4 separate regions of the Homo sapiens genome follow, and all the other regions are linked to region 2. A link is a contact called in ENCODE Hi-C or POLR2A ChIA-PET data. All regions are on one chromosome and are shown on one strand. Each heading gives the region's core, a stretch centred on a gene start or an enhancer-like site at or near the end of the contact. The rest is flanking DNA. Distances are from core to core; before and after follow the strand shown. Region 1 holds the start of DISC1 (DISC1 scaffold protein). Region 2 holds the start of C1orf198 (chromosome 1 open reading frame 198). Region 3 overlaps TSNAX-DISC1 (TSNAX-DISC1 readthrough (NMD candidate)). Region 4 holds the start of LINC01682 (long intergenic non-protein coding RNA 1682).

Region 1 (5,909 bases), core at 2,472-4,971, 760 kb after region 2:
TTCTCAAAGTCCACAGCTAAGAAGTAGTGGAGCTTGGATATAGTGCCGTTATCTGAGTGCAGAGCGTATCCTCCTAACCACATAGTATGATGCCTTCCAGACTATGCCACAGGGCTAATGAGATGGTTGGTAGGACCAGTAGTGGAGGTATGGAACACAATTAGAAGTACAGAATTGAGGGGAAAAGAATGGGAATGGTTTTCAATTTGGTTGGTTTGAATGGATTCTTAGACAACCAAGTGGTGCTGTTGAGGGGGCAGTTGGAAATACAATGAAGCTCAGTCTAATTTAGGGCTAGTGAGGGATGGACAGGAGGAAATGGATACAAAAGACAATTCTGAGGTGGAAAGGACAGGATCCAATGGCTGAATGAAAGGGCGAAGGTGAGCGGGGATGTAGGATTGGCTGGGAGGAGAAGAAGAGAGTAAAGCTATCTTGAAGAAAATTTAATACAGGAAGGGCAGCAGTTTTGGGAATGTGCTAGAGAGGACTATGAGAATAATTTTGGTGATATTAACTTTGAGAACCCAGCAGAATCTGTAAGTTGGAAATATGAATCTGGAGTTTGGGAGAGAGGTTGCAGTCAGGGATTCTGATTGAGGTTGCATCGGGTGGTTGAAACCCTGGAAGTGGATGAGAGGGATGAGTAAGGTCAAGTATGAGGGATGCTCAAGAAGAGAAGCAAGCCATGGATTAAATTCTGGGGAGATCCAAGATAAGGGGTGGGGAGAAGGGGAGAAACTAATGAAGGGGACCCAAAGAAAGGAGTGAGCAAGTGGGAGGAGGACAGGAAGACAGATAGATAGATAGACAGATAGATAGAGAAGACAGAAGAGAAAGAGAGAGAGAGGAGAAAGAGAGAAACGGAGAGAGATAAAGAGAGGAGAAAGAGATAGAGAGAAGAAAAAGATAGAGAAAGAGGCAAAAGAGAGAAAGAAGAGAAAGATTTATTTTAAGGAATTGGCTCACTTGATTTTAAGGTCTAGCAAGTTTGAAATTTGAAGGGCAGGCTGCTAGGCTAAAAATTCAGGCAGGATTTGAAGCTTCTCTCTCTCTGTTTCTCTCTCTCTTTAGGCAGGGTCTCACTCTATTAGCCTGGTCTCACTCTATTAGGCTGGAGGGAAGTGGTGCAATCACTGCTCAGTGCAGCCTCGACCTCCTGAGCTAGAGTGATCCTCCTGCTTCAGCCTCCCAAGTAGCTGGGACTACAGGTACAGGCCACTGTGCTGGCTAATTAATTTTTTTTTTCTTTATAGAAAGGGTTTTGACAAGCAATGGGTAAAGAATTTCCTAAATGGTGATGGGATAACTGGCTAGTCATATGCAGAAGATTGAAACTGGACCTCTACCTTACAGTTTATACAAAGTTAACTAAAGATGTATTAAAGACTTAATTGTAAAACCCAAAACTATAAAATCCCTGCAAGACAACCTAGGCAATACCATTCAGGACATAGGCATGGGCAAAGATTTCACGACAAAGATGCCAAAAGCAAAAATTGACAACTGGGATCTAATTAAACTAAAGAGCTTCTGAACAGCAAAAGAAACTATCAACAGAGTAAACAGACAACCTACAGAATGGGAAAACAATTTTGCAAACTGTGATCTAACAAAGATCTAATATCCAGCATCTTATAAGGAACTTATATTTACAAGAAAAAACCAAACAACCCCATTAAAAAGTGAGCAAGGGACATGAACAGACACTTTTCAAAAGAAGACATATATGTGGACAACATTCATATAAAAAAAGCTCAACATCACTGATTATCAGATAAATGCAAATCAAAACCACAATGAAATACCACCTAACACCGGTCAGAATGGGTATTACTAAAAAGTCAAAAAATAACAGATGCTGGAGAAGTTGTGGAGAAAAAGGAACACTTTTACACTGTTGGTGGGAGTGTAAATTAGTTCAGCTATTGTGGAAGACAGTGTGGTGATTCCTCAAAGACCCAAAGACAGAAATATTGTTTGACCCAACAATCGTATGACTGGGTATACACCCAAAGGAATATAAATAATTCTATTATAAAGACACATGCACACACATGTTCACTGCAGCACTATTCACAACGGCAAATATATGGAATCAATCTAAATGCCCATCAATGATAGGCTGGATAAAAAAATATGGTACATATATACCATAGAATACTATGCAGCCATAAAAAAGAATGAGATCATGTCTTTTGCAGGGACATGGATGGAGCTGGAGGCCATTATTCTTAGCAAACTAACACAAGAACAGAAAACCAAACACTGCATGTTCTCACTTATAAGTGGGAGATAAATGATGAGAACACATGGACGCATAGAGGGGAACAGCACACACTGGTGCCTTTTGGAGGGCGGAGGGTAGGAGAAGGGCGAGGATCAAGAAAAACAACTAATGAGCACTAGGCTTAATACCTGGGTGACAAAATACTCTGTACAACAAACACCCATGACACAAGTTTACCTATGTAACAAACTGAACTTAAAAGTTAAAAAAAAAAAAGAGGTTCTTATTATGTTGCCCAGGCTGATCTCAAACTTCTGGACTCAAGTGAACTTCCACCTTGGCCTCCCAAAGTGCCTGGCCTTAGATATTCATACATTTATTTATTTTTAGAGATGTGGTGGGGGTGTGGGGGGTCTCTCTCTGTCACCTGGGCTGGAGTGCAGTGGCCCCATCATAGCTCACTGAAGCCTTGAACTCCTGGACTCAAGCAATCCTCCCACCTAAGCCTGCCGAGTAGCTGGGACTACAGGAGTGCACTACCATGCCGGGCAAACACACTGATTTTAAGTACAACTGTGTGCTTTCAGTCTTAAGATCTTCAGCTTTTGAAGGACCTCAGCCTTCCTCTAGTTCTAACTCCTCTCGTTCTAAGGAGATCCTTCCCATTCCTGCAGAACGTCTCCCCAACCCTTCTTCTTCACAGTTCTCCCTCCTATCCCTGAACCATTGCAAGAGGTTTTGTGCCAAGCCTCTGGCACATGGCACATTCTATCTCATGTTGTGATTTCGTTTTCTATGCACGTGCTCTCCTTCTAGCCTGGAGGTGAGCTGCTTAAGGGCAAAGAGCTCATGTGTAGCCCTTCCTTGTACCCATTGTCCTATAGCAGGTGCTACCTAGGGGGTGCTCCAGTAGCTTCCTTGAATGAACCAAAGAGAAGGGGTGAAGGGGGGAGTCAGTTGCCTAGGAGCTTGCATGGACTTCTGTGTCCTGGAACCAGCCCGGAGCTGCTGGAAGATGCTAGAAGTTGGAATCCTATCTCATTTCTAAACATCTGCTCCCACTCATCTCTTTCCAGGGTCATCAGTTATCCCCACTCCTCCCCCCCGCCCCCACTTTGTATAAATGAGCCCCTCACATCCCTCCATCTTCTCCATCACTGTGTGGTCACTTCTTAAATCATGCGTCTGGAAGGCGCCCTCCTGTACCCCATCCTGGAGGCTTCCTGCACTTCCCCTCTTGTTTCTTCCAGAAATGAGTCAGAGTGAAAGCAAACTTTCTGAGGTCCTGAGATCCCGGAGACAGGCTGTGAGGGCCGCTGGCCCCGCCCGCTCCAGCAGCGTGTGTGTGTATGTCTGTGTGTGTGTGTGTGCGCGCGCGCGCGCGCGTCAGGGGCCAATGCTGGAAAGGAAACAGCGGACTCGCTGAGGAGAAGAAAGGAGCCGCCCCCTTCGTCGCCAGCCCCCTCCCCACTTCCCGTCCAGCGCGCTGCTCCCTTCCCCCCGCCTCTGGCCTCGGGGAAGGAGCAGGAGGCAGCCCAGGCGGAGCGGGAGGAGCTGGCAGCGGGGCGCATGCCAGGCGGGGGTCCTCAGGGCGCCCCAGCCGCCGCCGGCGGCGGCGGCGTGAGCCACCGCGCAGGTAGGGGAGCTGCCACAGAGTCCTAGCACGTCCTGGGGGGGTCCTGGCAAGGAGGGCGCGCTCTGGCCCCCAGGAAGTCGCGTAGGTCAGGGCGTGCCTCTGTTAACAACCCCTTTCGAGGTGAGGGAAACTGAGGCAGGACGCGAGGCGTGCGAGGTTGAGAGAAGAGCGAGTCTTGGGCTGCCAGCCCGGCACCAGCGCCGAGCCGGGCCAGGTCCCTGACCCAGGACTGTGCAGCGATCCCCGGGACCCGCAGTTTGCGAAACTGTAGGAGTCTGACCCGCGCCCCCGCTGCGTGTCCAGGTGACCGGGAAAGGTTGCAGAGGCGTGCTTGGGGTTTGGATCCGTCCCCGTCCTGGGACACCTGCGCCGCCTGCACTCTCGTTGCGGTGCGCCCCAGCCTGCGCCCCCTCGGGACAGGGGACGTCCCGCCCGCCTTAACCCCAAGACCCAGCTGGATCTCGGGTTCCACCCCTTCGGGGACCTGGAGGGAGGAGGCTGGGAGCGGGACCAGGAACTGGTGCCTGTGCCTTCCCTAGGGGCTGCTCTGAAATCAGTGTCACCGCCCACTTCCTACTTGGCTACAGTAACGGGGATGGCCCAAGCCGGAGACTGCTCGGTTTCCACCGCCTGGAGCGCGGGTCTCGCTGTCAACTCTTAGTGATGATTGTGGATGGTTGTTTTTCAACAATGACAGGACTTCTACCTTCTCACTCTTAAAATGTGAGGTTTTCCAAAGACAGTGAGATTTGGAGTTAGGGAGTGCTGCCTTGTGTTCTTGCTGGGTGAGGACAGGGCTGGGTCAGTCGCTTAACCTCTCAGAGCCTCAGTCTCCTGAAATGTAAAGGAGAACACTCATAGCCTGGCCTCCATGTGTCGTTAGGTTTGTTGTATGGGAAATCAATTTGCAAAGTGTTATCATCAACTGGACAAATTTGAATTGGACAGCACTAGGACCATAGGAACTGGGGTTTGGAGACAGTCTGCCTGCATGTCAATCCTGGACATGCAGGAGACTATGACAGTACCTGCTTCATAGGGTTGTTATGCGGTTTAACTGTGATGGTGGAAGTGAAGCACCTCGCCCAATGCCTGAAATACCCAGTGCACTCTCAAAAAACCTTAGTTGCTATTTTTCCTAGGCAAAATCTAAATAATTGGGAGTAATGTGAGAATACCAGTTTGATTTGATTAATGCAGGAATAGTAGGGCATTTAAAAACACATGTAGTTCTCCTGTGCTCGGCATGGTACATGAAGTCCTCTGAGGTTCAGTTCTGTGCCACAGAGCAAAAAGAACCGTGGACAAGATACCCGCTTTTCGGGCTCTTTGACTTTGAGCCTGTTTTCTCATCTGTTTACAAAAAAGATAAAAGAAAAATGGGGGTAGTAATTACTGCCTTTTGTACTGATCGCATTGCCTGAGGATTAAATGAGGCAAAAGATCTGAAAGCACCTTGTGGAGTATGAGTCACTATGCACATATAAGACATGATAGTACTAGGAGGGAATGGTAACATCTGCAGGTTTTTAGAACTTACAATGTGCCAGACATTTTATTATGAATTCCTTTGATGAAATCCTCCCTGCATCTTTATGGGACTGGGATTACAGTCCTCATTTCCCTATGACAAAGCTGAGGTTCAGGGTCACCCTGCTTGGTTCCCAAGCTCACAGAGCTCTTAAGTGTAAAGCCAGGATTAGAACCCTGGTGTGGGTGCCACTCACAACTGTGTTCTTGGCCGCTTGCCAAACTGAACTTATAGAGTGGAGCTGTGATTCAGAACAGACCTATATTAGAATTTAGGTAATTTTTTTTTCTTTAGGAGACAGAGTCTTGCTCTGTCACCCAGGATGGAGTGCAGTGGCACAATCATGGCTCACTGTAGCCTTGAACTCCTGGGCTCAAGAGATCCTCCTGTTCCAGCTTTTTGAGTAGTTGGGATTACAGGCGCATGCCACCATGCCCAGCTAATTTTTTTTTTTAGAGTTGGAGTCTTGCTATGTTGCTCAGGCTGGTCTCGACCTCCTGGCTTCAATCATT
Region 2 (6,880 bases), core at 2,172-4,671:
TCTGGGCCTGCTCCAAGCCAGACCAGCGAGTTGGAAAGAAACTCTGTGAGCCATTGGTTCTGCCACCAGACTTCACAGAGAGGCAAACTACCCCTTAAGAGGGGTGGCACCTTGCTGCTGGCATGGCCAGGACAAGAATCCAGGACATGGGGCTCCACCGGCTCCTCTCCTTTTGCTGGTTGAGAAGCGTTCTTCCAGCAGCAGCTCCAGATTCTCCACAAAATGGGGTTGGGTGGCTGTGGGAAGGGGCCGGGGCCTAGGTTGAAGCTATACTTCCATGCTTTTTTACTGAGATCATATGTTCACACGTGGGGATTTTTAAAGGAGTTGGTAAAGATTATGGGAGGATGAAGTACCCTAAGCTAAAATGCCTTGTCTCTAATATAATGGGCCTTGAGAAATATTTGCTCTGTTGATTTCCAAGGAAGCAAGAACCTAAAGACTGATAGGTCCCTTCACGGCTTCAATACTCAAAGGCAGCAGCCTCCTTCCCTGAGGAGAACCAGGTTAAGTCATCAAGGCAAGGGGCCATCTGGGCCTCAGGCCAAGGGATGAGGATGAAAACACACACACAGATGCCACACCTGTCAGATGCACACGGAACTTCAGTGAGTGAACTGAGCCCCTGACCACATTCAAAACCACCAAGATCTGTGATCAGCATCATATAATCAATTTCTATTTGTTCCTGCAATACACAAGAAATGTCTAGAAGATGATCACCACATTTGGAGGCTGTATTTGCATGCTCTGACTTAAAACGTTGCTATGTGAGATAGAAAAACATTACTGGCAATGGGGGAGAGGATACCATTCAAAGAAATAGGCAGTGTCCTTCAGGGCAGCGGAAAGGGCTGTGGAGGCCCCAGGACCACATCAGAAGACTGATCAAGTGGGAAGAGACATTGGGCCCCACTCTATCTAGTTTACAGTCCTTTAGGACAAACTTGGGGTCACCTATTTGGGGGTACCTCTGTTCAGCAGCCTATCCTGTCCTTATCCATCATCCCTGTGCCCAGGAGCTGGCCCTCCTCCATGAATGATCTCCTGGGGACAACAATGAGACAACTGACTCCACTTTGGTGCCTACCTCTGGCGCAGTCCAGGGGAATTTAAATTCCCTACTGCTATTAACCTACGCAGACACTGCAGGCAAAAATGTACCCTGGGCCATGTTCCTATGTACCTCTGTTAAAATTCAGGGTCTATCTGCCCCTCTGCTGTCTGAGCTGAGGCTGGTCAGAGGCATTTCAGAACATGCTCTCAGCTGGTTTTGCAAAGCTGAGATTCAATTCTCCTGAGTTACTCCTGGAAGGACATACAGGCACCACAGCACGGCACAGTTCCACTTGCTTTTAAATCACATTGAGTTTACAAATTCAGAAACGGCTCAGTCTGGCACCAGATGAGGAATGAGAATAAAAAATTAACTTGGCCACATTCTTCCTTGTCAGTAATACTGGGCTCTTCTATGACATGGGCTTTTTCATCATGAGTAGGCGTGTAGATATTCTTAGCTGGACACCAAGCTAAGGGAAAATGACAGTCACTCTCCAACATTTGTAAGTACTTAGAAGTTTACTTCCTGTCATATTTATTCGTGACTCTTCCAAAGGAGTGCTGCCTGCTTTTTCATCCCCCAAATCTGGGCGCAAACACTGCACACAAGTCTTTATAAATACGCCTATTTTCCCACTGAAAATGTTTCAGCTCTAGGAATACATTTTAAAACCTATATTTTCCCCTCCCCAGTTTACCACACCCTTGTTTTTCCTGGCAAAGCCATCAGAATTTGAAGTCCAGTAGAGAATTTCCTTTTGATTCCATCAGAATAAAGAAACACTGGCAGCATCCTTCAGTCATTTCACTTTTCCCTCACATTAAAGTGGGTTTATGACCATGAACACTTCGTATTAATAAATGTCTCAGCACACCCAAGCCTGAAAATCTGATCTAAACCTCCTTAACTTGAATTCCATCCACAATCCACAACTTCCTCGGAAAAAATCTCTCCCAGCTTCTCCTTCCTCTAGCCCAAGAAACAGCCTTAACAGCGAGCGATTTCATTCCTACACTCTTTGCTCAGCTTGACTTTGCTCCTCACGGCAAAAGTTGAGTTTGAAACGCCAAAGAGTCACAGTGCAAATTCTAATGGCACCAAACAGGCTTCGGTTAAACACATTTCTAAGAAAAAGAAGACCAAGTTTCTGAACCCTACAGAAGATTCAGGCGTTTGTGACTAAGTGTGGGTCATCCCTGAGCTTTTTCTGGAACAGATTCAGCGTTTCTACCTTCACAAATGACTGTCCCTCTAGCAGTCTGGACAGTGTCTAGATCTGAGACCTAAACATGCCCTGTTATGTGGCCAAGACTTACTGGAGCTCATTTAAACTTATCGTCCCTTAGTTTTTTGGTGGAAAACAGGGCCACCATGCTCACCCTTAAAACATACGCTGGGCATTGTGCTCACTTGGAAAACATCTTAGGGTGATGGATGGGTTTCCCTCCTTATCTTGGAAGACACCTTTTCTTCCTTGTTACCTGGCTTGGCAATTTTACTTTCCCCATACATCTCATCACAAGTATTCATGTTAGTATATATCATTTGCTCAGTCCCTTCACGGGCAGGCACGGGGTGGCGTTATTACCCCCGTTTTACACAGTGGAAACTGAGGCTCTAAGAAGTTAATTGACCCACCGCCATACAGGTAGTAAGTAGCAGAGCTGGATTAAAACCCAGGCTTGTCTGGTTTAAAATTGCTTGTTGTTTCCACTTTGGTCAGCCTCGCTTACGACAGCTCCGGGAGAAGTCTCTGGAGTCCGTGCGAGCCGGCGGATCAGGTCTAGATGGAGGTTCTTTAACGACCCACCTCTCGGCGATCTCTTAACCAACTCCCCCAGCGGAGCCCCCACCCCCCGAACTTCGGCTCTGGGGCTCCCCTCCCACCCACTGCCATTCCTGCCTTTTCTTTTCCAGCCCCTACCAGCTGGGGCGGCCTCACGCCGGCAGGTGCCCACCGGGCCGGGGCGCCTCGGGGCGCCGGGAGGGGAAGAGGGTCCGCGGCCAGGCCCGCACCTACCTCGTCCCCGAAGCGCACCACCTTCTGGCCCGTGGGCCCGCGCAAGCCGGGGAAGCGCGTGAGCTCCTCCGAGTCCCCGGGGTCTCGGGGCGCCGGGGCGCGCGGCCCCACCAGGCACCGGTCGATGATCTCGTCCTGCTGCGCGGGCGGCAGCCGCGCCCACTCGGGCCCGTACTTCTCGCGGATCTTCTCCTTGTCCTGCATGATCTTCCTGGCCATGGGGCTCAGCGACGAGAAGTAAGTGAAGCGCTTTCGCTCCCGGTCGTCCAGAGGCCGGTTCCCGCTCATGACCGCCGAGCGCGAAGCCGCGATCGCCGCCGCCATGGACGCCATGCCCGGCCTGCCCGCCGCTCCCGGCCCGCGCCCCGCCCCTCGCTGTGCCCGCCCTCGCCCCGCCCCGCGCCACCCGGAGCCCCGCCCCCTCCGGGAACCCCGCCCTGCACCGCCGCGTACCCGGGTCTCCAAGCCAACCCAGCTCCCCAAGCCCCGGGACCCCGGCCCTCCGTGGCCCCCTCCCCGGGAGCTCCTCCCTCCGGGCCCCCCCCCGCCACCCCCTCGCGGACCCCACGAGTCCCCCTTTACGCCTCCATAGTGGATTACCGCGGTGCCCGCAGGTTTCGGGCTCCCCTTACCCGGCTCAGGTGGTAGCCGGCGTGTCCCTGAGTCCGCGCCCGGCGCTCTGAGAGGGTGGCCGTGGTTAATTCCCGGTAGTGACCGCCATAGCGCCACGTGGCCACTGCTTGACAAAGGAAACTTTTTTCAACCTCCAGTGAGCCTAAGAAAGCCCCAGCATTTCAGGCCAAGCCGCTGGCTGCCTGGCTTCTGTTTTTACTCCTTTCCTTCTGTCCCTTTCTGGGACGAGCCACACCTTCTCTGCTTTCTCTGGGCCCGTCCAGGACGCTGGGCCCGGGGCCTGGCGCGGTGAGCTGCAGATAGCCGGGGGCGCAGGGCAGCCCGGAGGCTGGAGGGCGACCTGGAAGGCTGGACCGGTTCGGGGCATCTGGTGCTCAAGGAAAGTCAGCTCCCGCCGCCCCTCGGGGCCAGGTGGGTGCATGAAGTACCCGGTGGCCCAGGTGCCTTTCCCCAACCCAAGGAGCTCAGAACTCTTGGCAGTTCGACGTTTGCAAACAAACCAAAGAGGAGCAGAAAGTTTTCAGACTCAGAGGCGACATCCCAACAGGTAGGGGGCCAGGGTTTGTAATTTTGAGGTGTGTCCCAGACAGACCACAAAATTAAAATTATAGCGAGCCCCCACTTCCCCCAAGCCCCTCTCTCCATCTGACTGATTTTAACAAGACTAACAGGACTCAGGTGAGAATTGTGTCCACTCGTAAAATAAAAAAACAAAAACAAAAACCAGCATTTCAGCTGTTATCCAGGGTCTTTGCCTGGATAGTTCTGAACACAAAAGTAGAAATAACTTGCAAAGTCCTATTTTAAATGTGAGATGGCCTCATCTTCCGGCCCAGAAATCCTCAGAATATTTTTGGAATGTCATGAATGTGGCAGGCTCTACAGTTAAAGACATTATTATCAACAATGTTCACAACATAATATATTGAAGCAGGGAAAGGCAAGCACCACCAAATATAGTCTCCACAGTAAGTGGCGGATTATTTATGAGACCGGAAGTTTAAGGACAGTTTTTTGGAGTATGATCTTCTGTTTGAGTTGATGCTAGAGAAGCTCAATACATTGACCTGAATCCCACTGATTTCTCTCCTCTAATCCTTGTTTAATAATATAGGTAATGTTTAAAGATATATTCTTGAAATTAATTAACATCCCCAGGCTTGCTTTGATATTCACATAAGAAGCTGTCCGTACCCTTAGAAACTTGGTCTCATGCTGTTTTCAAAGCAGTTGTGGAAATAATTGTTGCTTTCAAAAAAAAAAAAACCACAACCCCATGAGGTGTTTTGGGTCTGGCAATAATTGATTGTCAAAGAAGTTTTCAAGATAATAAAAGCGTGAGATAATTCAGGGACATTGGCCAAAGTATGTAAAGTCCATGATCTGGATGATAAGGGGCTAACTGAAAGAAAAATTCTTCCAGATTATAAGAAGAAACTCAGGGGAATTAAAGTATGGCTCTAACAGATGACTTGGCTGAAATTAGAAACTTTTTTTTTTACATATATCTTTATCTACTCCTGGAGGGAATAAAAATAGCCAAACTCCGGCCGGGCACGGTGGCTCACGCCTATAATCCCAACAGTTTGGGAGGCCGAGGCGGGTGGATCATGAGGTCAGGAGATCGAGACCACCCTGCCTAACATGGTGAAACCCCGTCTCTACTAAAAATACAAAAATTAGCTGGGCGTGGTGGCACGTGCCTGTAATCCCAGCTACTCGGGAGGCTGAGGCAGGAGAATCACTTGAACCAGGGACTCGGAGGTTGCAGTGAGCCAAGATCGCGCCACAACACTCTAGCCTGGGCGACAGAGGGAGACTCTGTCTAAAAAAAAAAAAAAAGAAAGAAAGAAAAAAAGAAAAAAAGCCAAACTCCAAATATGTAATTAGGTTACATGGTCTGAATGTTTATATCCCCCCAAAATTCATATGTTGAAATGCTAACTGGTAAGATGATGTGGGGCCTTTGGGGAGATGGTTAGGTCAGGAGGGCAAAGCCCTCATGAGTGGGACTGGTGCCCCTGTAAGAGACTCAAGGGAGCTCACTTGCCCCATCCACCGTGTGACCTTACAGCAAGAAGGTGCCATCAAAAGGCACAACCTATGAGCCAGGAAGCAGAACCAGACACCAAGTCTGTGGGTGCCCTGATCTCAGACTTCCCAGCTTCCAGGTCTGTGAGAAATAAATTTCTATTGATGATAAGCCACTCAGTTCATAGTATTTTGTTATAGTGGCCCGAATGGACCAAGACTTCAAGTAAAATAGTGCGGGATGGCTGTCATGCTAAGCACCTGTCGCAGTCCCTTTGGGACGTGGTACCATAGACTGGGTGACTTCAGCAAAAAACATGTATTTCTTACAGTTCTGGAGGCTGGAAGTCTGACATTAGGATGCCAGTGTGATCAGATTCTGGTAAGAGCCCTCTTTGGGGTTGCAGACTGCCAGCTTCTTGTTATATCCTCACATGGTGGAAAGAGGGATACAGCAAGCTCTCTCATGACTCCCGTAGGGCACAAATCCCTTTCCTAAAGACTCCATTCTCATGACCTCATCTAGTCAGTCCTAAGTACTTTCTTCAGGCCTCACCTCCTAATACCATCACATTGGTATTAGGTAGGGTTTCAACATAAGAATTTTGAGGGGACACAAGTGTTTAGTCTGTAACATCTTCTTAGGTAAGAATTTGGATGGAGGCAGCCTAAATTATCTTTCTTTGTGAATGTGGTTTAGCCAGTAGACTCTCTCTGTTCACAAAATGAAGAGGCTAACACGTGGTGCCTGACCCACGGAAATGCTTTCAAACCTTGCAGTGGTCCAAAGGGTATTCCTTTAATCATCAGCACTTTACTGAGGCATTTGCTACTTTATGTTAAGCAATATGGGGGGAGATGAAAAGGGTGTGTTAACAGCATTATTTCCGTGTGTGATGAATGATCGGGGTCCCACACAAGATCGGCTCTGCAGGGCCTTGAGCACACTCTACCGGGTCTGTGTAAGCAACCTCAGGTTTTCATATGTGCTATGGTTTCATATTTGTCTCCTCCAAAACTCATGTTGAAATTAAATCGTCAGTGTGGCAGTATTGAGAGGTGGGGCCCTTAACAACTGATTGGGTTATGAAGGCTCTGCTCTCATGAATGGATTAATCCATTCATGGACCAATACT
Region 3 (6,372 bases), core at 2,829-5,328, 740 kb after region 2:
TTATTCAAATGTAAATTCATTTATTCAAATGCATTTTATCTACCCTTTCCTTCCATCCGGCACCTTCTCAAGGACCTCTCTAGTATAGTATTTTGGGATCTTGAATCAGCTGCTGACCATGGCTCTTAGTTGCATAGAGACCTCTTGTTGTAAACGCATTTGCTTGTCGTGGAGCTTAACATTTATTATTTAGTAAGCAAAGATAGACATGGGTTCAGGATCCTGCAGAAATTAAACAGAGGTCCTTGAAAAACTTGAATGTGTCCTGCTTATCTTTTCATTTCTCCTTTTCCTGGGTTTTCACTGATATCCGTATGGGAAAAATATAGCTATATTTTCCTCTTGTATTCTCCAAGCAAGTACTGAGTAGCCCAGATTCACCATTTGACAGGAAACAGTGTCATCACCGTAGGCAGATCTAATACCGATGGAAAAGAGCTGATGTAATTTAAATGCTCTCTGTGATTTCTGGAAGTCTTTACAGAATTGTTTTGTATTGTAAGAGCCGCCAAAGGCAGCTGTACTAAGCAACATTTAACAGAGTAGTAAAATGCATTTCAGACCAGGAGGAATTCAGCCATGCTAGCACATGGCACCTTCCACGCTGAAAGGCAAATCACAATCAGAATAAGGCCCACGAAGTTTATTTCACCTACTGTGTTTGCAACTTTGCCAAACCGCAACTTTAACAGTGACATAGACATATAAATATATAATGTACATGAACAAATGACCAGTAAACTTTGACATCTGGTTTTTATCTTAAGTCTGTTTCTTTGTCTTGTCACTGTGGAAAAAAACCCGGAAAAGTCTTGAAAGCTAATTAGCTCCAAATTTATTTTAGGAATGAAGGGCCAAAGAGTTTTGATGACAAATTTTTCTTTGTTGCAGCTGCCAAGCTGGTCTCTGACCCCTCAATTTAATGGAAGTGATTATTTATTTGCACATACGTCCTTTGTTTTTTTCAATACAGAACTCTCTTTCCTGGAAATAGGCACCTAGCTTCTAATTCCCATTTGCAAAGAATTTGCTGTCTTAAACAAGCTTTAAAATACTGTACTAAACATCTCTTTCAATATATTCCTTTATTAAACTGATTTCTAGGCTTTATCAGAGGGAATGTATAATAATAATATGTATTGTTTTTTGAGTTTACATTTTCCTTCAAATTAAAAAATTTTTTTCTTATAAGACTAATTTCCCACCCAGTTTACATATTCTTAGTGGGTGTGCATGCAAACACACACGTATGTACACATATACACACACAGTTTATACATTCTTGTCTTTTTCATTATATTTATGAATATGTTATTTTGGTATAGGTGTAAATGAAAAGTTATTAATTTCAGGTTATTGATTGTCTATTATTTTGAAAGACCAAAGTTTGACTTAATTCCACTTATCATAATCACAAAACTTCTGGTGGGCTATCTCATCCTTTTAAAGCAGTTAAATAGCTTTTATATAAATATGAATATATAATATGTACACAAATGTATGTACCCATACATATTTGAGAAATATATATAATACATATGGCATATATATGAAAGCACCACTGAATCAGACACATTATATACATTTCTCTTGATTTTAGAGCAAAAAGCGTTTAGGGGGAAATGTATAGGCTGAAGTTAAAGATTTGGGAACTCAGTGGTCATAAAGTTGCTGGTCTAATGATGTCAATGTCAGTCCTCCAGCCTAATGGGAAAGGTATGGAGAACCCCTTAGCTTTCTTCTCAACAGAACTTGTCTCCTTTTCCTCCTCTGCACACTGTGAGACTTTGTAGGACTTAGAAGGCTATGTCTGTGAATCAGCCAGGAAATAGATCTCTCTGCTGGGCTTAATCAACCTCTGCTGCCCTTAGGTCTTCGCAGAGGTCCTGGGATTGCAGGTTCTGGACCTAGCCCAAGGAAGCTCAGTTTTTCCTTGCCAAAATCTACGCAAATAACATCCAGAAGTGGATCACTTTTTCTTTTTTTTAAGAGCATGAATTTAAGTGTCACTCATTCTCCCATGTAAACATTGGCATAAATAGCTGATTTTATCCTTGGGATGGCATAGTCTATCCCACGACTGCCAAAAGAACCTGGACCCTGCCATGGTAAATAAACCCCTCATCTTGCCCAAGAAGAAGGACATTTATATGGTTATAAATACCTACATTTTATTACAGGCTTAAAATTTGATACAAAATGTAAACATTGTGTTTGGCATAGTTGGGAGTAAATTTACATTGCTAATGGTTGCAAAACAAAAATAAGCTTTAGTTAGCAAAGAAAACTTTAATAATTCTATTGAAAATAAATTTTACTGCTATGGCAACTGTAGAACAAAGATAATAAACAAAAGATAACCATGGCGTGAAACCATATCACATTTGTGGGCCATGGGCTGGGAGATTGAATCCTTAGTACTTCTTATGAAAACACAGTGCTTCAGTCAATTTCTGGATCTTACTATCGGCATACTGTTATGAAGACACATTATTCTGCTTAGTCTGCTTGCCTTTTAGTGAACTTAGTTATATTCATGTCTAAAAAAACCTGTAAACTTATTATGCATGACTCATTTTTTCATAGTCTTCAAAATGATTGTAAGGATAGATAATGATCTAGTAAACTAATGTTACAATTAACTATTAATCATTGGCTATTTAGATTTATAGTTTCACTTTTGTAGTTTTTGCCTCTATTGACATATTTTCTAAGGATAAATTTGTAGGAATAAAATTCTTGTGTGAAGGGGTTATTGATATTTATTTTTCTTTTCTTTTCTTTTCTTTTTTTTTTTTTGAGACGAAGTCTAGCTCTGTCACCCAGGCTCCGCCTCCCGGGTGCAAGCGATTCTCCTGCCTCAGCCTCCTGAGTAACTGGGATTACAGGTGCTAATCATGCCCAGCTAATTTTTGTATTTTTAGTAGAGACAGGGGTTCCACCATGTTGGCCAGGCTGACCTCCTCAAGCACTCCTGACCTCAAGCAGTCCGACCATCTCGGCCTCTCAAAGTGCTGGGATAAAGGCGTGAGCCACCACGCCCGGCCCATTTATTTTTCTTATTTAAACATTTTCTTCCTTTGACTTGTTTGCTTGTGTTTGTTCTCAGTTTTTAGAATCATTAAACATTTTGGCCATATAGAAAAATATACAGAAGCCTGGCCGGGCGTGGTGACTCACGCCTGTAATCCCAGCACTTTGGGAGGCCGAGGCGGGCGGATCAGGAGGTCAGGAGATCGAGACCATCCTGGCTAACACGGTGAAACCCTGTCTCTATTAAAAATACAAAAAATTAGCCGGGCGTGGTGGCGGGCTCCTGTAGTCCCAGCTACTCGGGAGGCTGAAGCAGGAGAATGGCGTGAACCCGGGAGGCGGAGCTTGCAGCGAGCCGAGATTGCGCCACCGCACTCCAGCTTGGGTGACAGAGTGAGACTCCGTCTCAAAAAAAAAAAAAAAAAAAAAAAAAAATACAGAAGGCTTTTATTTTATTTATCTTTACGACCTTTTCCCCTGTTGTTTAGGCACTTGTGTGAGCTCAAGAAACATCTAATGAATCAAAAGATAGTCCTTTGGTGCTTTAGAAATGTGGTTTTGAGATTAAGTCAAATCAATAAGTCTTTATTGAGCGTGTGTTAAGTACAATAGCACAGACCAAAGCGCAAAGAGATTCTGGGGATTTCGACTTATGAGTTAATTCAGGCTCCACTAGGGCAGAAGCTGTTGTTCACTTTTCTCCTTCTTGGGTGACAGGTGGGTCTGCATCACAGCTGCTCTGGAGGAAGAGCAGCCATCTCTTCCTGCTGTCACCATTGCCTTGGTAGGACTGGTGTGTGTATGGGTGTGTACTTGTCTTTCTTAACCTTTCACTTTTGAAGATCTTCCTTCTTCATCTTGTCCTGCCCTCTGGAAGGTGAGAAGTTGCTTGTGTTATCTCCATTTGTGTGCAGTCTAAAATGGCTACAGGGCATTCTAAGCAAAGGGGCTCGAGGAGGAGATGTTGGATATCTCAGGAGAAGACCCTGAAGAAATCCCTTCTCCCTAGAGGAAAAAAGTCGCGGGCAGCAATCGAGATGGCTCTACCGAATAAAGCAGTTTTTAGTCAACTTCTACCACCTAGTGGCCATTTCTGAGAGGCTCTTTTCCCCTTTATTTATTTTTAAAAGTATTTTGACATATGCAAAGACATTTGTATCTGTCAATCCATGTTTTCTTTAAAAATGTCAAGATCAAAATAACACAGTGTCACAAAGAGAAGTAATCATTGCAAGAACTAAAACCCAGAGATGCTTAAAGATGGTTCTTGGGCAACCACTTATATTTTAGTTTGTTCCCTTCAGTCCTATTTGAATTTTTAAAATTCTATTTGAATTTTTATTGTCACATGTGTATGATACTTTTATAATATATATTTTAAGTTTTTAAATTTATAAAGGTCTTTTTAATATATAAATAGAGCCGGGCAAGGTGGCTCATGCCTGTAATCCTAGCACTTTGGGAGGCCAAGGCTGGCAGATCACCTGAGGTCAGGAGTTCGAGACCAGCCTGGCCAACATGGTGAAACCCCATCTCTACTAAAAATACAAAAAATTAGCCAGGGATGGTGGTGCACGCCTGTAATCCCAGCTATTCGGGGGGCTGAAGCAGGAGAATTGCTTGAACTGGGGAGGCAGAGGTTGCAGTGAGCAGAGATCTCGCCACTGCACTCCAGCCTGGGCGACAAAGTGAGACTCAATCTAAAATATACATACACACACACACACACACACACACACACACGTTTTGAGGGGTGTTAATTTCTGGCAATTAGTGCAAAAGGTGTATTAAATATGAATGTGAAAAAAGTTTAAAAGGAAAAATTTTAAATGTTTGTTTTTCAGATAACCTTATATAACATGGGAAATAAACATTACTTAAAAATTTACTTCATTTGCTCCTACTTCACCAAATCAAATGGTTTCCATTTCTCAGGTTGTTTTCATTCATTGATCGATATGCAAACGTAGTTTTTCTCTCATATATAACAGTCCATCCAGATTTTCTGACATGGGATCAGAATCTTTAAATGCTTCATTATAGAAACATCACCATCTACAAGGGGGCATGAGTGAAATCAGTAGAATTTTCTTTGCTTGAGATCTCTTTTGCCAGAAGGGCAAGTGGCTTTTGTCAAATGAATTGTGTTTTGATGAAACAGTGTAGCTGATACTCAGAAGCCTGGAGCAAACCTTCTGGTACAGGAGAGGGCCCTTCTGTTGTGTAAGTTTTGCAGTAGCACAGACTGCATTTTTAGCTCTGACACAGTCTTCGTGATTTTGGACAAAAACTAGACTTTCAGACTCGATTCCTTGGTGCATTAGTTTGCTAGGACTGCCATAGCAAAGTACCACAGACTGTGGCTTAAACAGCAGAAATGTATTGTCTCACAGTTCTGGAGGCTGGAAGTCTGAGATCAACGTGTTGGCTGGGTTGGTTTCCTATGAGACTGCTTCTCTTGGTTTGCAGGCAGCTGCTGTCTTGATGTGCCCTCACGTGGTCACCCCTCAGGGTGTGTCTGTGTCCTGTGTCTGTGGCCTCATCTCCTCTTCGTATACGAATATCAATCATATTAGATTAGGGTCCACCCTTAATGACCTCATTTTAACCCAATTGCCTCCTTAAAGATCCTATTTCTAAATACGGTCACATTCAGAAGCACTGGGGCTTAGGGCTTCAGCACTTGAATTTTGGAAGTCACAACTCAGCTCATAGTGCCTGGCTTGGGAATATGGCTAATAATTTCGCCTGGCAGAATTGTGCAGTTGTGAGGTCATGTTTAGAAAACTCCTGGTGTGATGCCAAGGTGCACAGTAGCTGCTCAATGAACAAGCTGTTATTCCTACTTCAGTTTGGATTTTGAATATCAGATTTCCTTAAAGTGAGGAGCCCCTATAACAGAATCCAGGGATTTTTAAAATATTGGATCAAAATGCCATTCAGTCAACTAGGACCTGACACTAATCTATCTCATTGCATCTTCTCTGGCCTTCATGCTGCACCAAGACACTGCACGTACTAAATGCTCCACTTTTAGGAATGCTTAATTGTCCTGTCTGGGTCCACTCACTCCAGTTACTCCAGCTCACCCTGGGAGGCAGTAAGCCATCCCAAGAACCATGGTTAGGACCATAGGTCCTGGAGTCCCCAAGATGTCCAGCTCCATTGCTTACATCCTAGACATAGGCATGGTATTTAACCTCTTTAAAGCTTCAGTTTCCCCATTTGTGAAATGGGGGTAATTGCATCACTACTAAATCTGTAGCATTCTTTTGAGAACTGAAAAAAATGGTCAAAGTAAAGCCCTTGGCATAATGGTAACAGACAATAGATAAGCTC
Region 4 (6,582 bases), core at 1,603-4,102, 980 kb before region 2:
CATGCTCCACCCACATCTTTGAAATGATCATTTATAAATACCCCTTCCAACGACCCTAATTTGGTGTTCCATCTGTTTCCTACTGAAACTCTGGCTGATGTGGCCCCTATGGGATTTAACTCTTTTGCACAAGATCATCCAGCCAGGAAGGGACAGAGCTGGGGTGTGAACCCAGGCAGTCTGTCCTGGTGTCTGTGCTTCTAACCACCACCTAAACCTCTCCATGGAAAGAGCACTGGTCAGTAACCCAGAGTGCTGGTTTGTGCTCCTCTGCCAACTGGCCATGCAGCTTTGAGCAAATAATGAGATCTCAGCTTCTGTTTCTCAGGCATACAGTGAGGTGGTTGCAGTTCCTTTTTGTTCTAACACATGGCTTCCCAAATTCCCACTGTAAGTCAGTCTCTTGCAGTCCTGCATTTCCTAGGGCCTTTCTTTGCTATTAGTTGTCGCTGTGAAAGCACAAGTTACATTCAACTCCCCAAAACAACTGAGGACACAATTTGCAGGGGCAGTGTTGTACTAAATAAAGCTGTGCTCCATTGTGAAGGTGTTCCGCCTCAGGAAACCGCTCTTTTCTCATTCTAGTTCAAATGTGCGTCCCAATTTGCTTGTCTTATTTATTTATGTTCCTTCCCTCTGAACTCCATTTAATTAAATAACCAGAAAAAAAAATGTGTATTCACTGTGAGTTGCCATCTTCATTCAGAAAAATGCTGAGCACACCAAAAGCCAGCAAAGTTCTTGTTTTTGCAATTCAGTGAAGCCTGCTTTCTTTTTCATAAGCACCAAATGACTGCATGCATGCCAACCACGGAAATTAGGATTTGGTTTTGGTTGGAAAAAACGATCACTGACCTGAATCAAATGTCAGTTTTACTCTAGGTGCAAGAATTTTGTGATTGAAGAATGCTGTTTAGGGATAGGTTCTGCCCATCAGTTTCCCAGGGAGCTGGGCACAGTGGGTTGGAGCAAATAGAGTGAGGGAAGCTTGAATGGGACTAAAGGGGACACAGTGTTGGGACACACCACATGGGAGACAGGGAACACAGCTTGGAGAGATCTTGTGGACGCAACCACCACAAAAGAGGATAACTCACAAGCAATCCTGCTGCCGCCACCCCCAGCCTAACACCAAGGCAGGGGAAGGCTGAGAGACACAAGATTGATAGCATGTATTTAATGTGAAAAATGTTGGAGGGTCTTAGTGGACCACAAGTTCACAGAGTTGGTGATCCTTCAAGACAAAGAGGTCAAGGTCCAAAAACTTAAAGTTTTCGTCCAAAGTTATAAGGCTTGGGCAAAACCAAGACTCAAACTCAGACTTTCTTAAAGTCCATGCTCATTCCTTTATACTGTAGGTTCCCAGACCTGGAGAATCGAAAATACGTGTAGATTCCCAGGCCCCATTCCTGACCTCCTGAATCAGAAAATTCACAAGGGTAGCTTAGGAATCAATATTTTTGCTTTGGAACGCATCAAAAGGATACAATGTTGGGATTAGCACCTAAATAATCAGGGGACAGGCAGAGTATATGGGACCCCAGTAGAAACTAGAGTGGCCATTAGTTGATAACGGCCAAAACTGAGTGATGAGCAAATCGGGTTAATTTTACTATTTTCTCTGCGTACTAAGCATTGCGGGAGGGACTGAGTAAAGTGTCTCTAAAAGGGACATAAGTATTGTCTTTTTCCCAAACAGTCAGCAGAGCTGTTGCCATCAAGCATTATGAAATGTGGGAAGCAAAGGGCTGGAAGAATCTCGAAAAGTCGAATCTCCCCACTGCATGCTGGCATCATCACCATAACCACTCTCATCGAGAGGATCATCTGTTGGGGGCAGGATTTGCTCTTTTCCTGGGCTTACTAAATAACCAGCAGAGGGAAACACACAAGAAAGTTTGGCACATTGGATGTTTCCTCAGGCTCAGCACAACCAGCTCCACCTGCCCAACATCACACGAAGAGAGTCAACACTGCAGGACCTGACACAGGCAGGGGCCAGCCACCCTGGTGTTGGCAAGCAGCCCACCCAGGAGACAGAACTCCAGGTCTGCCTGATGGTTCACATCATGTGCAGGGCCAGCGGGGGGCAGTGGCAGCAGAGCATACAAACACACTGACTTTGGGGAGGTGCAGACTTAGCACCAAGTCTGATTTGGTCATTGCTGCGGGCAGGTTGTCAAATCTCTGGGAGCCTCCATTTTCTTACCTGTAAAATGAAAATAATAATACAGTTGAGCATCCCTACTCTAGAAATCCGAAATCGAAAATGCTCCAAAATCCAAAACTTTTTGAGCATCAACATGACACCACCAGTGGAAAATTCCAACCTGGTTTCATGTGACAGGTTATAGTCACAACTATGTTTCATGCACTAAAGTATTTAAAATATTACACAAAATCACTTTTGGGCTATGTGCTGCATATAAGGTGTATATGAAACATAAATGAATTTCATGTTTGGACTTCAGTCCCATCCCCAAGATATCTCATTATATATACGCAAATATTCCAAAATCTGAAAAAATCCAAAACACTTGTGGACCCAAGCATGTCGGATAAGGGATATTCCACCTGTAATACTGCTGGTGTCCTGGCTTGGGAGGATTTCTGGAGGTGGTGCACAGGAAGCATTTAGCAGAGGGTCTCATGCATGAGGAATGGGAGTTATTCTTCTTATGGAATCTGCTCTCTGGCTCTCGGGCCTCCCTGGAGCAGAGGCTGCCCAGTCTCTGTCTGCAGCCCCATCTTCCACTTCAGTGTGCTCCAGCTTCAGTGTGCTCCAGCGGACTCTGGGGCCCAGAGCTGCATCTCTTTGCCTGAAGCCTTTCTCTGTAGCCACAGAAGGTCATTCTGCCCTCAGGCAAGGCAGTCCAGGAGGAGAATTAATGAGAGAAGCAATCTTTGAATCCTGCACGGAAACACTGAAGCTTCTCCCACCCACAAGGTATGTGTGTTCTGCTGGCTTCCAGCTCCCTGTGGCATTAGGCTCCTGTTACCCACAGCCATGGCTGCTGTGATAACACACCCTGTACCGGCCACATCCCCTTTCCTGTCTCATTTCACTACTCCCCTAATGATGTTTTCCTTTACCTCCCAAGGAAGCAACATGTGCTTGTGTCCTTTCCCAGGGATTGCTTCTGGGGGTAACTCAAACTAAGGCATTGCCCACTACCCGCCACGTTCTCCCGATTTCTTCAGCATCTCAGGCTCCTCACTCAAGCTGACTTCAGATCTCATGTCTCCCTCCTCCTGCCCTTTTGGTGGTGGCCGCTGTGTGCCATGGCCAGATATCCAGTGGAGGCCCCTCATCACAGCTGTGGCAGATGTGAACTGCGTGTCCCTGCCTTAGGTGCAGCCTGCGTGGGGTTCCCCACCACGGTCTAAAGCCTCTGAGGTGCTCCCTGCATTCCTGCAGGTAGGCTGAGTTTCTTGAAGAAATGGGGAATGTGCTTCTTTCCCCCAGCTCCGTCATCTGGATTCTAAAGCAGCCCACTTGGACCCAGCCCAGACCAACCCTACAGTCTCCTGTGGTGCTAGCTGGCTCAATAATGTATCTTTATTTGCCCCATCCACCTCCCAAATAAATCACTGTGCTCAAATCTTTGCCTTGGGATCTGCTTTGGGGGCCCCCCAAACTAAGACAGCTAGAGTTTGAAGGGGTCTTGGTAGCAGAGTTTTGTGGGATTCTGCTCTTGGATCCTTTGCTGCTCAGAGGGCAACAAGGCCCCGGTTTTCGGTGGTAAGTGGGTGGTGATGACCCCTTGGCATGCATCGTGACTGTTAAGAATGTCTTCACTTGGTGAATAAGCTACTGCAGCTCCACCCAGTAAGCAGCCGGAATGCCAGGGTGGATGCGGGTCTTTGGTACACTGCTCTCTGATGCTGCGGCTAGGAATTCCCACCTACCACATTTCTGCCCTGCCAGTGGCTCCCAGTTAGGCTCTGGGGCGGGGGGCAACGGGAAGCTGGAGGAAAACTGGAGGCTAGAGAAGAAAGAAGGGACATGCTCCTTCTCATCTCCTCCCTTCCTCTGGTGTCAGGCTCATCCCAGCAATGATGCATCACCTTTGCACTCACAACACTTGGTTCCAATAGCAACAATTGGTTCCAGTTAATGGCTTTGCCCAAACCAGCTTCATGGCACCCCTCAGGGATACAAGCACCAGTTAGCTGGTGCCCTCTACTTAGACAAAACTCTTTCCTGTGTGCCCCCCAGTACTGGGATGAGAGCTGCATCCTGCCGTTACCATCTCTGTGATACCTCAGTGAGGGTGGCCAGCAGTCCTGCTCTGCCTGAGACTAAAGTTTTTCCCAGAGCACAGTGCTTTAAGTGCTAAAACTAGAACAGTCCTGGGCAAACTGGGATGGTTGTTCACCCTATCTCAATGTGCCCATTTAGACCTGTCTGGTTCCTCAATTCTTGGTATTAAATTCTCTCTGTAAAAATAACTAATGTGGTTTAAAACTCCTGGCTGGGCTGGAGCCTGGTTGATACAGGAAGAAGTGCAGGTGCTAGAGGACGCACCAGCTTGTGCAATAATATCACTAGCATTTGAGAGCTATGGTGGTGACAGCACATACAAGTGCGGTGGAGATGATTGTTAGGTGCATCAATGCCCTGAAGGGAGAAAATAGGCCAGGCTGAGTCAGCTAACAACCAAAGTAAGCACAGAATTAGAAGCCAGAAAATCTCTATGACAGCATGTAACAGCTAGAGCCAGTCCTAATGCACTGCCAAGATAGTGCCTTACAGCTTGCAAACAATAATGACCTCCTGTTAATGCCAAAACTGCCTTGGCAGCAAAAAGGGTAGAATGTCTAGCAAGGTAGGCATACAAAAATAGATTTATTATGTAAGACCAGAGAATCTACCAATTAACAAGGCTCTGTAACTGGATGGCACATCCTGCTGAAAATTAAGCTTATGATCTGATAAAAGAATAGCAAAGTCTGAATTTGTGGCTCCAGCAAATGTTCTGTGTCAAAGTCAAGGGGCTGATAAGGAGGAAGAGACCTGAGGACCTGAAATGAGGACTTTCAGGTAGATGTGCTTGAGAACCTTCAATCCTCAGATTCCCTGGAACTCTCTCGGCTTGCAGAAGTGGCCCACTTCCCTTGTAGAGAGAAAAAGCCTTCCCTTACCCCAAGACCATACAAAGCCCTCACTTGAGGCAGAGGCTTTCTGAGATGATGAGTACCCTTCTCAAGATTTCCTCCACCAGCCCTCACAGCTTCTAGACCAGGGGTCAGCAGACTTATTTTGTAAAGAGACAGCAAAAAATTTAGGCTTTGTGGTCTGTACAGTGTTTGCCATAATGATTCAACTCTTCCATTGTATCACAAAGGCAGCATAGACAATATGTAAATGAATGGGTATTTCAATAAAACTTTATTTACAAAAAACACACAATATTTGACACATGGGCCATAGTTTGCCAATCCCTGTTTAGGCCAATAATTGGTACATGCCTTGGAATGCCCGATGAGAGAATTACTGTCATCGTTTCAGAAAGGGATGTAACATCTAGCTAATGTGTACCAACATGACCCAGGAAGACATGTTTGGGGCTGAATTTTGAGAATGCTGGACTGAAGGAGAGTTTATGGATATGTGGGCTGTCTCCTGTGGCTCAGGATGTAGTGTCCTGGCAAGAACACCTAAGCCAGTCCTGATGCACTGCCAAGATAGTGCCTTACAGCTTGGAAACAATAATGACCTCTTGTTAATGCCAGAACTTTGCAGCAGAAAGGGTAGAGTGTCTAGCGAGGTAGGCATACAAAAATAGATTTACTATGTAAGACCAGAGAATCTGCCAATTAGCCAGCTCTGGGAGAGCCCAGAGGGTTTGCTCTCCATTAGCAATATAAGGAATACGTCAGTGAGGTGGCCATCAACATTGTTGAGAAACTTCCGGTGATTGACCTTTCTAGGCTGCTATGGGTCTGGGCTCCCTCTTAGTGTCATTGGGTATGATGGGATTCAAGAAGGGCACAGCACAGTTGGCAGCACTTACCCATCAAAGGCAAAGTAGACAAATGATTGTAACAGCAGCAAAGTTAGAAGGACAATCTGGGTTCTTATCTGCAGGAATCAGGGAGTAGTAACTAATAGACTGTGGTGTTCCTAGCAGTGAGACTGGAACATATTGTTTGAACTATGTAACTAAAGATCAAAAGCTGATGAGCAGAAGGCTGATGTCAGCTGCTGCAATGAAAAATCTTGATCCCTTGCCCAGTTTCCAGACCTGAGCCACTTATCAGACCCAGAGCCTGTATTGAAAGAGAGGCTGGGTACCCCTGAGAAATGACCTTGTATTGCCACATTAAGCATACACAGTAGTGATACCCCCTATCTATTACCAAAAAGATCTATGGACATTTCTTCTGAGGACTCAGATCTTTGAAGAGCTGTGGACACAAGATCTGAGCTAAAGCTGACACGATGGGACCAGTGCCATAATAACACCCTCTGTTGATATGAGGAAAGTCCTGGCTTCAAATCAGTCTCATAGTGAGGCCAATGGATCTATGCCCTAGCTGCTGTTCATTTTCCTGGTCTCTGAGTTCATAATCGAAATA

The links. Hi-C counts contacts between places; a loop is a spot of excess contacts on that map. ChIA-PET counts read pairs that join two places held with the same protein, here RNA polymerase II (POLR2A). Pooled maps may share reads with other maps.
Region 1: a pooled map shows a loop between it and region 2 (3-fold over the local background). The contact joins the promoter of DISC1 here to the promoter of C1orf198 in region 2. A Hi-C loop is called at or near these places in 7 of 50 pooled maps. POLR2A ChIA-PET finds 5 or more read pairs at or near these places in 2 of 52 experiments (PC-9 and activated naive CD4-positive, alpha-beta T cell).
Region 3: a pooled map shows a loop between it and region 2 (2.6-fold over the local background). The contact joins the enhancer-like site here to the promoter of C1orf198 in region 2. A Hi-C loop is called at or near these places in 7 of 50 pooled maps. POLR2A ChIA-PET finds 5 or more read pairs at or near these places in 2 of 52 experiments (Caco-2 and activated naive CD4-positive, alpha-beta T cell).
Region 4: a map of gastrocnemius medialis shows a loop between it and region 2 (3-fold over the local background). The contact joins the promoter of LINC01682 here to the promoter of C1orf198 in region 2. A Hi-C loop is called at or near these places in 1 of 168 maps with a recorded cell type or tissue (gastrocnemius medialis).

What each region holds. Positions count from the first base shown.
Region 1 is chr1:231,623,069-231,628,977 of GRCh38, forward strand. It overlaps DISC1 (DISC1 scaffold protein), which reads left to right and starts at 3,722. Exons shown (of 13, transcript NM_018662.3): 1 at 3,722-3,866. The coding sequence starts at 3,800. All of the region lies in intron 5 of TSNAX-DISC1 (TSNAX-DISC1 readthrough (NMD candidate)), which reads left to right. RefSeq lists silencers at 3,618-3,877, 4,208-4,267, 5,241-5,441.
Region 2 is chr1:230,865,100-230,871,979 of GRCh38, forward strand. It overlaps C1orf198 (chromosome 1 open reading frame 198), which reads right to left and starts at 3,422. Exons shown (of 4, transcript NM_032800.3): 1 at 3,081-3,422. The coding sequence starts at 3,413. RefSeq lists a silencer at 3,351-3,570 and an enhancer at 3,394-3,985.
Region 3 is chr1:231,600,078-231,606,449 of GRCh38, forward strand. The region is part of intron 4 of TSNAX-DISC1 (TSNAX-DISC1 readthrough (NMD candidate)); the gene reads left to right. All of the region lies in intron 1 of LINC00582 (long intergenic non-protein coding RNA 582), which reads right to left. Among named protein-coding and RNA genes, the nearest start is that of LINC00582, 8.8 kb to the right of the region's middle. Within about 2 kb of position 4,079, at least 12 of the 41 ENCODE cell types and tissues checked have a DNase peak (open chromatin) inside an H3K27ac peak, as active enhancers do.
Region 4 is chr1:229,882,966-229,889,547 of GRCh38, forward strand. It overlaps LINC01682 (long intergenic non-protein coding RNA 1682), which reads right to left and starts at 2,853. Exons shown (of 2, transcript NR_146476.1): 1 at 2,575-2,853.